Linked DNA regions of Homo sapiens: region 2 is linked to region 1. Evidence: read pairs that join two places in POLR2A ChIA-PET (ENCODE). Cell type or tissue: PC-9. All regions are shown on one strand. Links, peaks and the distances in the headings refer to the core of each region. The heading gives the core; the rest is flanking DNA.

Region 1 (5,379 bases), core at 220-5,219:
TCGTGTAATGACAAAATAATGTGTCCCTTCTGCCTTAACCAGTCATGGCAGGAAGGTGGCAGTGGGTGCAAGCTTTGGGTAGCCTTTCATTGTGGTGCTTTTCATGTGCGTTGAAAATTTAAGTGAGATTCAAGAAGCATTTGGTTAACTCCCTGAGTCCGGGGGCTATTTAAAGTTTACCTCCAACACTGGTTATGAAGAAAACCACCGGAGTCATGTGGGCAGGGGACAGCCCAGGGAGGGGTGGGTATGGAGATCATCTAACTTCCAACTTCCCAGAGAAAGACTTGGCCCTGGGCAGAATTGTGATCTGGCACCAGGGCAGTTCTGAGTGTCTCTTCCCTTTGGCTCCCGACAGCGTGGTCACACCCTAGTTCTAAGCATAGTCCTCCCCCAACGATTCTCGGCTGCACTCTGCAGAAACCAACCCCTTGGGCTCCATAGGCCACCGGTGGAGAATGACATTTGCCTTCTCATACAGCAGAAGATGCGGCAGGAAGAAACCACACGGCCCAGGCCACCCCTGGAAAGCTGTCTCTTCCCAGGGATGAAGCTGAGCCCTTCTGGACGGGCTGATGGGCTTCTGATTTTCCCTGCCATGCCAACTCCCTCTCTTACCTTGTCGTAAAATGTGAAGATCGCGTTAAACTCCTCTGAGGTCAGCTTCATGCCCTGCAAGAACCAGGGTATTAAAGACAGAAGCAGAAGCGCAGTGGTGTGTGTGTGGGTGTGCGTTTGTGTGTGTGTGTTTATGTGTGTGGTGTGTGCATGTGTGATGTGTGTGTTGTGTGTGTGGTGTGTGGTCTGTGTGGTGTGTGTGATGTCTCTGTGTATGTGGGGTGTGTGCGTGTGATATGTAGTGTGTGTGGTCTGCGTGTGTTGTGTATGTGGTGTGTGTGGTCTGTGTGTGTTTTGTGTGTGTGATCTGTGTGTGTTGTGTGTGTGGTGTGTTTTGTGTGTGTGTGGTGTGTGTGGGTGTGTGTAGTGTGTTGTGTGTGGTGCGTTGGGGGAAGGAGGGTGCAGGGCCAGGCTCAGAGGGATGAGGGAAGGGGGAAGGAAGGAAAGCAAAGTTTTACCTGAAATTTAAGCAGGAAGTTTTCCTGGACAGGCAGGAGTCTGGGGAGAAAATGTTAGAGCAGAGATGAGGAGACTGCACAGGCAAGGGCAAGCGGGAGAGGGGAAGGCAGAGGCGGTGCCTGCAGTTACAGAAATGATTTCTGAGCACTTCACACATAATGAATCAGTGGGAAGTTCAAAAACGAGGGAGACAGACAAGGTGAGGTGTTGACGGTCACAATTCTATCTTGCTTTGTCTTGAGCTTCTTGACACCCGCACCTGTCACTTTCCCACCAATGGATCTCAGAGACGGATAACACAGGAATGACCTGTGGGAGCCAGTATCAGTGACCCCGGGGGTGAGGTGCTTACCGGGACATCTCTGAGAGGCCCAATTTGCCATCCCCGTTCAAGTCAAACATCCGTAGCTGTTGGGGACAGAAAGGTGCCTGGGTTATTTGCTGTGAATTTCTCTGACCTGACATCCCCTTTTACTGGAGAGGATGGGAAGGAGGACGGGTGACACGTGCTCATGCTTCCTCTGAGGTCCGTAGGGGCCAAGAACCAACATGGGCTAAATCAGTCACGGGGGTCCCCTGGGTGGACCACAGGGACTCGTTCACTGCTCCTCTCTCCCCTCCTCAGGGACAGGGGCAGCTGAGGCACAGCAGGCCGGCACTAAAGGCCCACTCTCTCCAAGATCATCCTCTCCTAGAGCTGCAGAGGTTGCCATGGAGACAGACAATCACATTGGCCCACGAGTCAGCTCACACCCAGGACCTCAAAGGGTATGTGAAGCCACGAAGTAGCATCCCTTTTTGCCAGCTGCCACTGTGAATCACTTCCCTTGGGCCTGAAGAATCAGCAAACAAGGGACCCTGCACACCAGAGCCCAAGTGGCTTGGGGCACAAGTCCTGCACCCTGGGGGAGAGGGACACTTCTGTTCACTCACTATGGTTTGGGTGTATTCCTGGAGCTTGGGCTCATCGTACGGCCGGTTCGCCTTCTTCAGCAGGTCTGACAGGAATCCCTGCAACACAAAAGGCCTCTTTAGTACTCCTGACTCGTGCATTCGGTCCCTCATTCATTTCCTTACTTGCTCATTCAGACAGTCTCTCAATGTGTGTGTGTGTGTTTTTCAGGTCTACCAGTTCTATGACTCAGGGCCCTCATAATTCCTAACTCTTGGGGAGTGACTTTTAAGGCTGTACTAGCTGGTGGTGCAACCCTGCCTCACAGAATAGGCGCTAGAGATTGGCTCTGCCTCCTGGGAGACCAGTATACGGAGCTAAGCAGTGCCTGGGGAATCACTGGGTGATAGCCAGAGGAATTTGGAGGTGGACCTAGGAGCCAGAGGCCAATCTTCTGGAATTGCCTGGAGGACTCCTGTCCCGAGCATGGAGGTGCAGAAGAGCTGGGTTTCGTTGAAATCTACAGCCTGGCAGCTCTATGTTACTGATTTCCCCTGACTTCTCTAAACAAGTCCAACAATTCAGTGCCAGGTCTGAGTATTCCTAAGCAGCCCGCAAACTCATGCCCCTCATCCAACATCTCCTCCCTCCTCAGGCACCTTAAGCCCACCGCCACTCTGGCCTCACACCCTCCCCAAGGCCCATCCTACCTTGAGCTCATTGGCTTCGATGTAGCCACTCCTGTCTGTGTCGTACTTCCGCCAAGCCTGCAACAACAGGAATGTCAACCTCTTTGCAAAGACGTATCAAAATCTACCCACCTCCCTTCCATTCCCCTTTAATGGGCCACCCAGGGTCTTGATCTTCAAGAATATCGGAATGGGATGGAGACATGGAGATGATGTAGCCCAGACCCTTCAAGGTCACAGAGAAGGAAATGAAGGGAAGTATCTCGACAGTGATCTCATGAGCGCCTGGGCCAGAACCACGCAGCTAAGCTGTTTCCAAATTCTTGACCATCGAAAGTGGGATGTAATCAATGTTTGTTGCTTCAGGCTGCTAAGTTTTAGGGGCAGTTTATTATACAGCAATAAGTAACTCATCCAATGGTCCTGTATACAACTGCTCTGACTTCCCTGCCTTTTACCACATCATCTGGTGGAGAAGAGAGAAAGCCACAGGAGGGGCAGTGGTGCAGGGGAGGGGACTGCCCACATCTGGGGCAAAGATGCCCGGAGAACCATGTTCCGCTATATCTTTGGTCTATTTGGCGCCACATATTTCTAATTTTTTTTTCTTTTTTCTTTCGTTCCTTCCTTCCTTTATTTTCTTTCCTTCCTTCCTTCTTTCCTTCCTTCCTTTTTCTTCCTTTCTTCCCTTCCTTCCTTCCTTTCTCTTTCTTTCTTCCTCCCCCTCCCCCTCCCCCTCTCCTCCTCCTCCTACTCCTCCTCCTCCTCCTCCTCCTCCTCTTTTGAGACAGGGTCTCACTCTGTCACCCAGGCTGTGGTGCAGTGGCGTCCAAAGCTTACTGTAGCCTCTACCTCCCAAGCTCAAGTGATCCTCCCAGCTTAACCTCCCAAGTGCCTCGGACTACAGGCGTGCACCACCACACGCAACTAATTTTTTATTTTTTTGTAGAGATGGGGTCTCACTATGTTGCCCAGACTGATCTCCAAACTCCTGAGTTCAAGTGATCCTCCTACCTCAGCCTCCCATAGTGCTGGGATTACAGGCATGAGCCACCATGCCTGGCTCCTAGATTTTCTTTCAAGTTTTGTTCTCCTGACTTTTCTTCGCTTCTCCCCCAGCTCCAAACTACACACCTGAAGACCAGCAACACTTGATTTTCTGGGAGCCAGCAACCACTAATCCTTTTCCTACATCTTATCCCCTGCCTCCCCCCACTTCTCCACTGCATGTGCCCCTTTATTGTCAGGAGTGTTAGAGTTTATGGACATTTAGAGTTTAGTTATATTTTACGGAAAATGTCTCTTTTTAAACACCAGCAAACAATGTTATGTAATTTTCATGGTGACAGGGCTCAGAAATTTTGGTCCTGATTTTTTTTTTTTTTTTGTCACAAGACAGGAGCAAATCCCAAGAAAAGGGTAGATTTGTACTATATGCAACTTAGGTCGATGGTATTTGATTACAAGAGTGTCTTTTCTCTGCAGAAAAATGCCTTAGACTCTTTGAAATACTCCTTCCCATAGCCAGAAAGTCTGCCCTTGAAAAGGCACTAAAATATATGTGAGGATTTCCAAATATGACTTCACCAACAACTCGCAGGCACTTAGTGCATTACAGTTTAGTTTGTCTAAGTTGAGTCTTTACTGAGAAGAGGAAGACACCCCCTCCAAGTTGCCTAAAAGGGCAATAACCTGAAGGAACCCCAGTCCCTGCACAGAGCAAAGCACCAGCGGCTGCTTTCCCAAGCCATCTTGCCAGCGGGTCCACTTCCGACCATGCACCCCGCCAGGATGCCAGCTCTGGGCTCCCCCACGTGCCTCCTCTCCCCATCCAGCACTTGTGCTCATCATCATCAGTGCATCCTTTCTCTTCTCATTCAAGGAAAAGAGTTCAAGAGACCTGGGCTTTGTGAAATCTCAAAGAAATCCTGAGGCATCACTAAAATTAGGAGTTGTTGTGCTGAGTGCTGGGATGGGAGCTACCTGAGAGCACAAGCCTTTCAGGGCTACTGAGGGACCATTTCAGGCTTCTGGCTGGTAAAAATGGAACAAATGGAACAGACCCCAGGAGGGGACAGTGGGACAGTACTGTGGGAGGGTGGGGTCCCAGAAACCGTGGCGGGCATGTCTCCTCTGCAGTTATGCTGGGACTTAGAAGGACAAATACATGTAAGAATATGAAATCCTGAGGCTGGGCATGGTGGCTCATGCCTGTAATCCCAGCACTTTGGGAGGCCAAGGTGGGCAGACCACCTGAGGTCGGGAGTTTGAGACCAGCCTGACCAGCATGGAGAAACCCCGTCTCTATTAAAAATACAAAATTCACCGGAAGTGGTGGTGCCTGCCTGTAATCCGAGCTCGGCGGGAGGCTGAGGCAGGAGAATCGCTTGAACCCGGGAGGCGGAGGTTGTAGTGAGCTGAGATCGCACCATTGCACTCCAGGCTGGGCAACGAGCGAAACTCCGTCTCAAAAAAAAAAAAAAAAAAAAAAAAAAAAAAAAAAAGAAAAGGAAGGAAAGAAGAAAGAAAGAAAAGAAAGAAATCCTGTCAGCTGCACAGAGAGAAGCCACTAATGATTTTGAGAAAGAGAAAAGGGTCCGGGGAGATGCTTTTAGCTCCTCTGTAAGCATCCCTGCCCCCCCTACAAGGTGCCACCATCCCTGTTTCCAGACCAGAGGTGGAATAGAGGCCAATTTTTGGCTGTCTCTCTATCAGGAAAGG
Region 2 (5,379 bases), core at 221-5,220, 110 kb before region 1:
TTCTGTATCTTCCAAGATTCCACATCCTCTCTTAATTTGAACCTATGTCATGAGAGGTTTCCTCCTAAAATGTCATTGCTTTCTAGGGTTCCTTCCTTAACCCACTGCTTTCATCAGTGGTGCTCAAACATTAATGTGTGTCATAATCATCCAGGGGACATGTGAAAAATACAGAAACTTAGGCCCCTATTCTATTTAAATGAACCATCTGGGCCTTTGAACTTGTAACCGAAGGCAGGTCTGGCCGCTTGCTGCTTGCAGAATCCAATAACAAGAGCGAGCTATGATAGAAAGAAAGTGACATTATTCTTTACCAAAACTTGCAGTGGGGAAGTGGCTGGATTCACATCCAAGGTAACCACTTCAAATTTTAGGCTGAGGAGAAGGGCTTAAAAAAGGGAACTTGGAATGGGAGGCATGTGAGAGGGGTACTGAGTACAAGGTCTACGTGTCTTGTTCCAGTGGCTATCTTGAGCTGTGGTCCACTTAGAGTGTGGGCTGGCATCATCTCAACAATGGCCAGGTTATTTTCTAACTGCCTTGAATTTCTGGAATTTTGCAGCTGGGTCCCTATGCTTGGTCTGTTTCAAGATTAGCCCCTGGAATTTCTAAGTAATCACATAATTAGATACCAGCATATAGTTAGATAAAAATGTGCATGGTGTAAGGAAGTGTATGGTAAGAAAGGGAGGGACGTGGTGTTTCAAAGAAAGTAAATTTCAAGGCTGTACTTTAAGACTAAGGAGAAGAAAACAATGATATATGCAGTAAGCTTCAAGGTTATATCTTGAGACTAGGGAAAAAACAGAAAAAAGAAAAAAGGTTTTAAAATGCATTTTCAGGCTAGGCTGTTTGGTTACAAATTCTCTGTTGGCTCATTGTGATCCCATCTGGTCTTACATCTTTATCCACCCATATCACTACCTCTGCCCTGCACTTTCCCCTGGGCTTCAGATGACATGTCCAACTAGATGTATTTCCATGCAGACACCAAAAACTCATTATTGCTTGTCCGCCTCTCCCCCTGAAACCTCACCACCTACTCAGTTACCCCAGGCAAAACCCAGTATAATTTTAGCCTTCCTCCTCTGATTCACCAAATAATTAGAGTTACAATTCTCATAATGGTTCACATTTATTGAGTGTGATGTAGAACAAGTGTACTCTCATATGCTGCTACTAAACAGGAAATTGGTACAAGCACACTGAAAAACTGCATTTTACACGGAGACTTCAGAGACATATTGTTAAATGCAGCGTAAGGACCTTGTTTAGGTCATGATTAGAATAAACCACCTGTAAAAAGACATTTTTGAGACAATCAGGGAAAATGGATTATGGCTGGGTATTAAAGGATATTAAGAATTGTTATTAGCTGGGCATGGTGGCTCATGCCTGTAATCCCAGCACTTTGGGAGGCTGAGGCAGAGGATCTCTTGAGCCCAGGAGTTCAAGACCAGCCTGGGCAACATAGCAAGGCCCCATCTCTAAAACATTAAAAAAGAAAAAATTATTAATAGTAATAAAGTTGTGTTATCTTTTTGCTTATACCACCTGGTCTGGTGGCAGTTATTGACTGAGGCGAAATGTATGATATCCAATGACTCAGCAAATTCACTCTTAAGTATGTTTAAGAAAGATAAGAGCTTATGTTCACCAGACGTGTGAAAATGTTTATTGCAGTTATTCATAAATAATCTTCAAGGTTATTCATAAGAGCCAAAAAGTAAAAAAAAAACTAAATGTCCATCACAGTAGATTTTTTTGGGTAAAAAAATGTGGTTTATTTAACAATGAACCATTAAACAATGATAAAAATGAATGAACTATAGTTATATCCAATAGATGAATCTCAAAGATATTATGTTAGATTAAAGAAATGAGCTGCATGGTTCTATTACAATATGATTCCATTTATATAAAGTTTAAAAACAGGTAAAGCTAAGGTGATGGAGGTCAGAATAGTGATTATTTTGGGGAGGCTATCAACTAGGAAGGGGTATAACAGAGAGGTTTTTGGGGTGCTGGGGACATTCTATATCTTGATCAGGTTGAAGTTACATATATAAATATTCATCAAGTTTTACACTTAAGATTTGTACTCTTTACTGAACTTAAATTATACCTTATCTGGGCACAGTGGCACATGCCTATATACCCAGCTATTTGAGAGGCTGATTGGGGAGAATCACTTGAGCTCAGAAGTGCAAATCCAGCCTGGGCAACATGGAGAGACCCCTACTCTAAAGAAAAAAAAAACTAAATAAAAATGAAACAATCAATTAATTAGAAATGTAGCGAATGTTTACAATAAGTTAGATATGAAAATAAATGATTTTCACATGTTGTTTAATCCTCTCAACAGCCTACAAAGTAGGTATTAATATTGTACCCATTTTATAGGTGAGAAAATTGAAGGCACAGAGAATCTAGGTAACTTGCCCCAAATCACAGTTAATAAATGGAGGCTTGGAAACATTAGTTTGGCTTAACATATTTCAACTTCTTCACTATGAGACACAGAACTACGTATCTGAGGCAGTGATAGAGTGCTTATGTGTGTATACTGAGGCCAAACTATCATGGTTTGAATTCTGGCTCTGCCACATAAGAGCTGTGCATGACTTTGAGCACGTTATTTAATCTTTCTGTGTTCAGTTTCCTCATCTGTAAAATGGGACTCGTGTCATCTTATATGGTTCTTTGGCCCTTATTTCAGAATTTGATGATTTTTCCTCTTACAGTTACTGTTGCTCTTCTCTCTCTCTCTTCCTGAAGGGACTGAGGTCAGAAAGCTTGTGTCCACGGTGTGAGAGCATAGAAAGGCGTATTGGGACTTGGAATACCACTTAGTATATTGTTCTGGAAAGCCAGTTTGACATGGTGGAAATAATCTAGGGTTTAAATCTTAACTCTGATACCTATTATATGCTGTGGCCTTACTGAAACTCTTTGAGTCTTGGTTTTCTCTTACTCATGATTCATTCTGCGTTGAGTGCTTGTATTATCTGTCCCACTCTCCCTTATAGTAAGGGAGTATAATCATATATGTCCAACTCTTTATTCATCAAAAAATGATTATTGATCATGAACTGTGTTATAAACACTATTCTAGAAACTCAGGATACAGTCATGGACAAGATAGAAAAGCCTCTTTCTTGAGGAGTTTACACTCTGCAGAAAGCCTGAGGGTTGCTCTTGAAGACCTGGATCATGGTCCCATTTGTCTGGACTTGTGTTGCTGAAGTCCCAACTGAACAGCAAGTCCAACTAGTCATCCTGGAAGTCCTCAGCTCATGATGAGCTAGCTATTTTAGCACTCTGATCTTCTAAGAACCAACCCTGAACTGCCACCAGGCTTTGCTTATACTATCTAGTCTGGTAGTAAAAAGTGTACAGATGCCCAAACCCACTGAGGTTTATAACCATTTTCAAAGGTTTTAATAAAAAGATTGAATACTGGATTAACTCCAGAGCCTATTCAGGCTCAATTCCTAAGCTATTAATAATCGCTAATATCTAGTGAGTGTAATAATTACTAATATCTAGTGAGTGTTTAGTATGTGCTAGACATTGTACTGATTTACATGTACTAACATCTAATCCTCACAACAATCCGGGGAATAAATACTATTATTATCCTAGTTTTAGAAATAAATGTGACACTTACAGGTTAAGTAATGCACCAAAGGTCACAGAGTGGTCCTTTGGCCTTTGAAACAAAGCATCCTGATGCCAGGCTGTGCTCCTTACCACTATGTCATACTGTTGTAAAGGAGATGGGACTAAGAAGCTCTAAGTCCCCAGTTTGTTTTGTAATTCTGTGACAGTGATCACAAACGTTTTGACAGTCCAGCAAAATCCTGGCCAGAGTTCTCTTTTGTGGACCCAGAAAGCCACAGGCACTAACACTTTAGAGCTATCTCTCTTAGCCCATATGCCCTGCGCTTTTGGCATTTTCTTTATCATTTAGAGGGGAAGGAGGGCAAGGGTCTGAGGAGCCTTGAATGGTGACTTGGACTCCAGGGGTAGTGGCAAACCATTGGAGGTTACAGTGCATGGAATTAAAGACAGCTTGAATGGTATAATCTGACTGGCTCATTTTACAGAAGACAAAAGCTGCTCAGAGACACAAGGGTCTTCCTCAATGGCCCGTGAGTGGCAGAGCTTGTGAAAGGAAGTTGATTCACTGCGAGTGAACCAGAACTCAGAAAGACCAGTAAGCAACCAGGAAACACCGGCCACCATCTAGGCCTGTGGTGATGGCGGTTTTATCACGAATTCCTTCCTGACAATCAACTGCTCCCGGGCAGAAGCGATCGCTTTCTTGACCCACCCAAATGGACAATGACCCAGGCGTGAGGTTCCTGAGGAGAGAAAAAAGTGTGTACAAGGAAAGGAAGAGGATGTCTCCCAATCGGAAACACCGAGATGCGGAAAAGTTGCACCGTAGAAAGAGCAGCCGTGCTCATGACGCACTTCTGGCCTCCAAGCGCCCCACAAGCGTGACGCACTTCCGGCCTCCTAACCGTTCTCGCTAGCGGTGCGCTTCTGGCCTGTTTTGAGTCCGCGCTCAAAGGTGCCAAAGTGCAAGGACCCACAGTTGGGCGGAGCTTGGGTTGGGAGTGAGACAGCATAGCAGTCCAGGCTGGTCCTTTGAGCGCAGCTCAAAGAAGGGGACGGGGAGGGCGTCACTATACAATTGTGGCCGGGTGGGACCTGGGCTGTTTGCTCTTGGAGGCTGTACAGCTGCAAGCTTTGCCGCTCACGAACTGGAGCTGGAGAAAGAGCCCCCCAAGGATGGGAGGATGACAGAAGTGTCTGCAGATGGCACTGCCTGGGCACCAGGAGAGGCAAGGACTCCAGCTGATTCCTACCTCCTAGGGAAGCCATCCCCACTCTTAGTTGGGGCCGGCTTAAGTCTTTAACCAAGGCTCTTGCAGTTGCAGTGTCTGTTTCTTTTGAAGAGGCAGATTTGGAGACCTGTGTCCAAACAAATGCCATTGTCCCATAGTGTTTTTATGTTTTTGTTAGTTTGTTTTGGTTTTTTTGAGACGAAGTCTCGCTCTTGTCACCCAGGCTGGAGTGCAATGGCACCATCTCTACTCACTGCAACCTCCGCCTCCCGAGTTCAAGTGATTCTCCTGCCTCAGCCTCCCGAGTAGCTGGGATTACAGGTGCCTGCCACCACACCCGGCTAATTTTTGTATTTTTAGTAGAGACGGGGTTTCACCATGTTGGTCAGACGGGTCTCAAACTCCTGACCTCAGGCGATCCGCCTGTCTCGGCCTCCCAAAGTGCTGGGATTACAGGCGTGAGCCACTGTGACCAGTCTGAACTCACTTTTAATTTTAGGAGCTTGTTTTGTAGATTCTTTGG

The links. ChIA-PET counts read pairs that join two places held together with the same protein. Peaks named below come from ENCODE experiments on the same cell type or tissue, not always from the same donor. Only the 100,000 strongest peaks of a DNase experiment are listed, where the experiment ranks them.
Region 2: POLR2A ChIA-PET joins it to region 1 with 6 read pairs; 2 of 35 experiments call an interaction of 5 or more read pairs at or near these places.

Annotation. Positions count from the first base shown.
Region 1 is chr16:71,380,076-71,385,454 of GRCh38, reverse strand. It overlaps CALB2 (calbindin 2), which reads right to left. Exons shown (of 11, transcript NM_001740.5): 5 at 2,680-2,736; 6 at 2,011-2,088; 7 at 1,430-1,485; 8 at 1,077-1,116; 9 at 619-672. It overlaps LOC105371332 (a long non-coding RNA gene), which reads left to right and starts at 1,622. Exons shown (of 5, transcript XR_933714.3): 1 at 1,622-1,845. In PC-9, for the core only: no CTCF peak of the experiment used is centred there; DNase peaks (open chromatin) are centred at 1,866 and 2,214; H3K27ac peaks cover 305 bases.
Region 2 is chr16:71,488,472-71,493,850 of GRCh38, reverse strand. It overlaps ZNF19 (zinc finger protein 19), which reads left to right and starts at 4,527. Exons shown (of 6, transcript NM_006961.4): 1 at 4,527-4,579. In PC-9, for the core only: no CTCF peak of the experiment used is centred there; no DNase peak of the experiment used is centred there.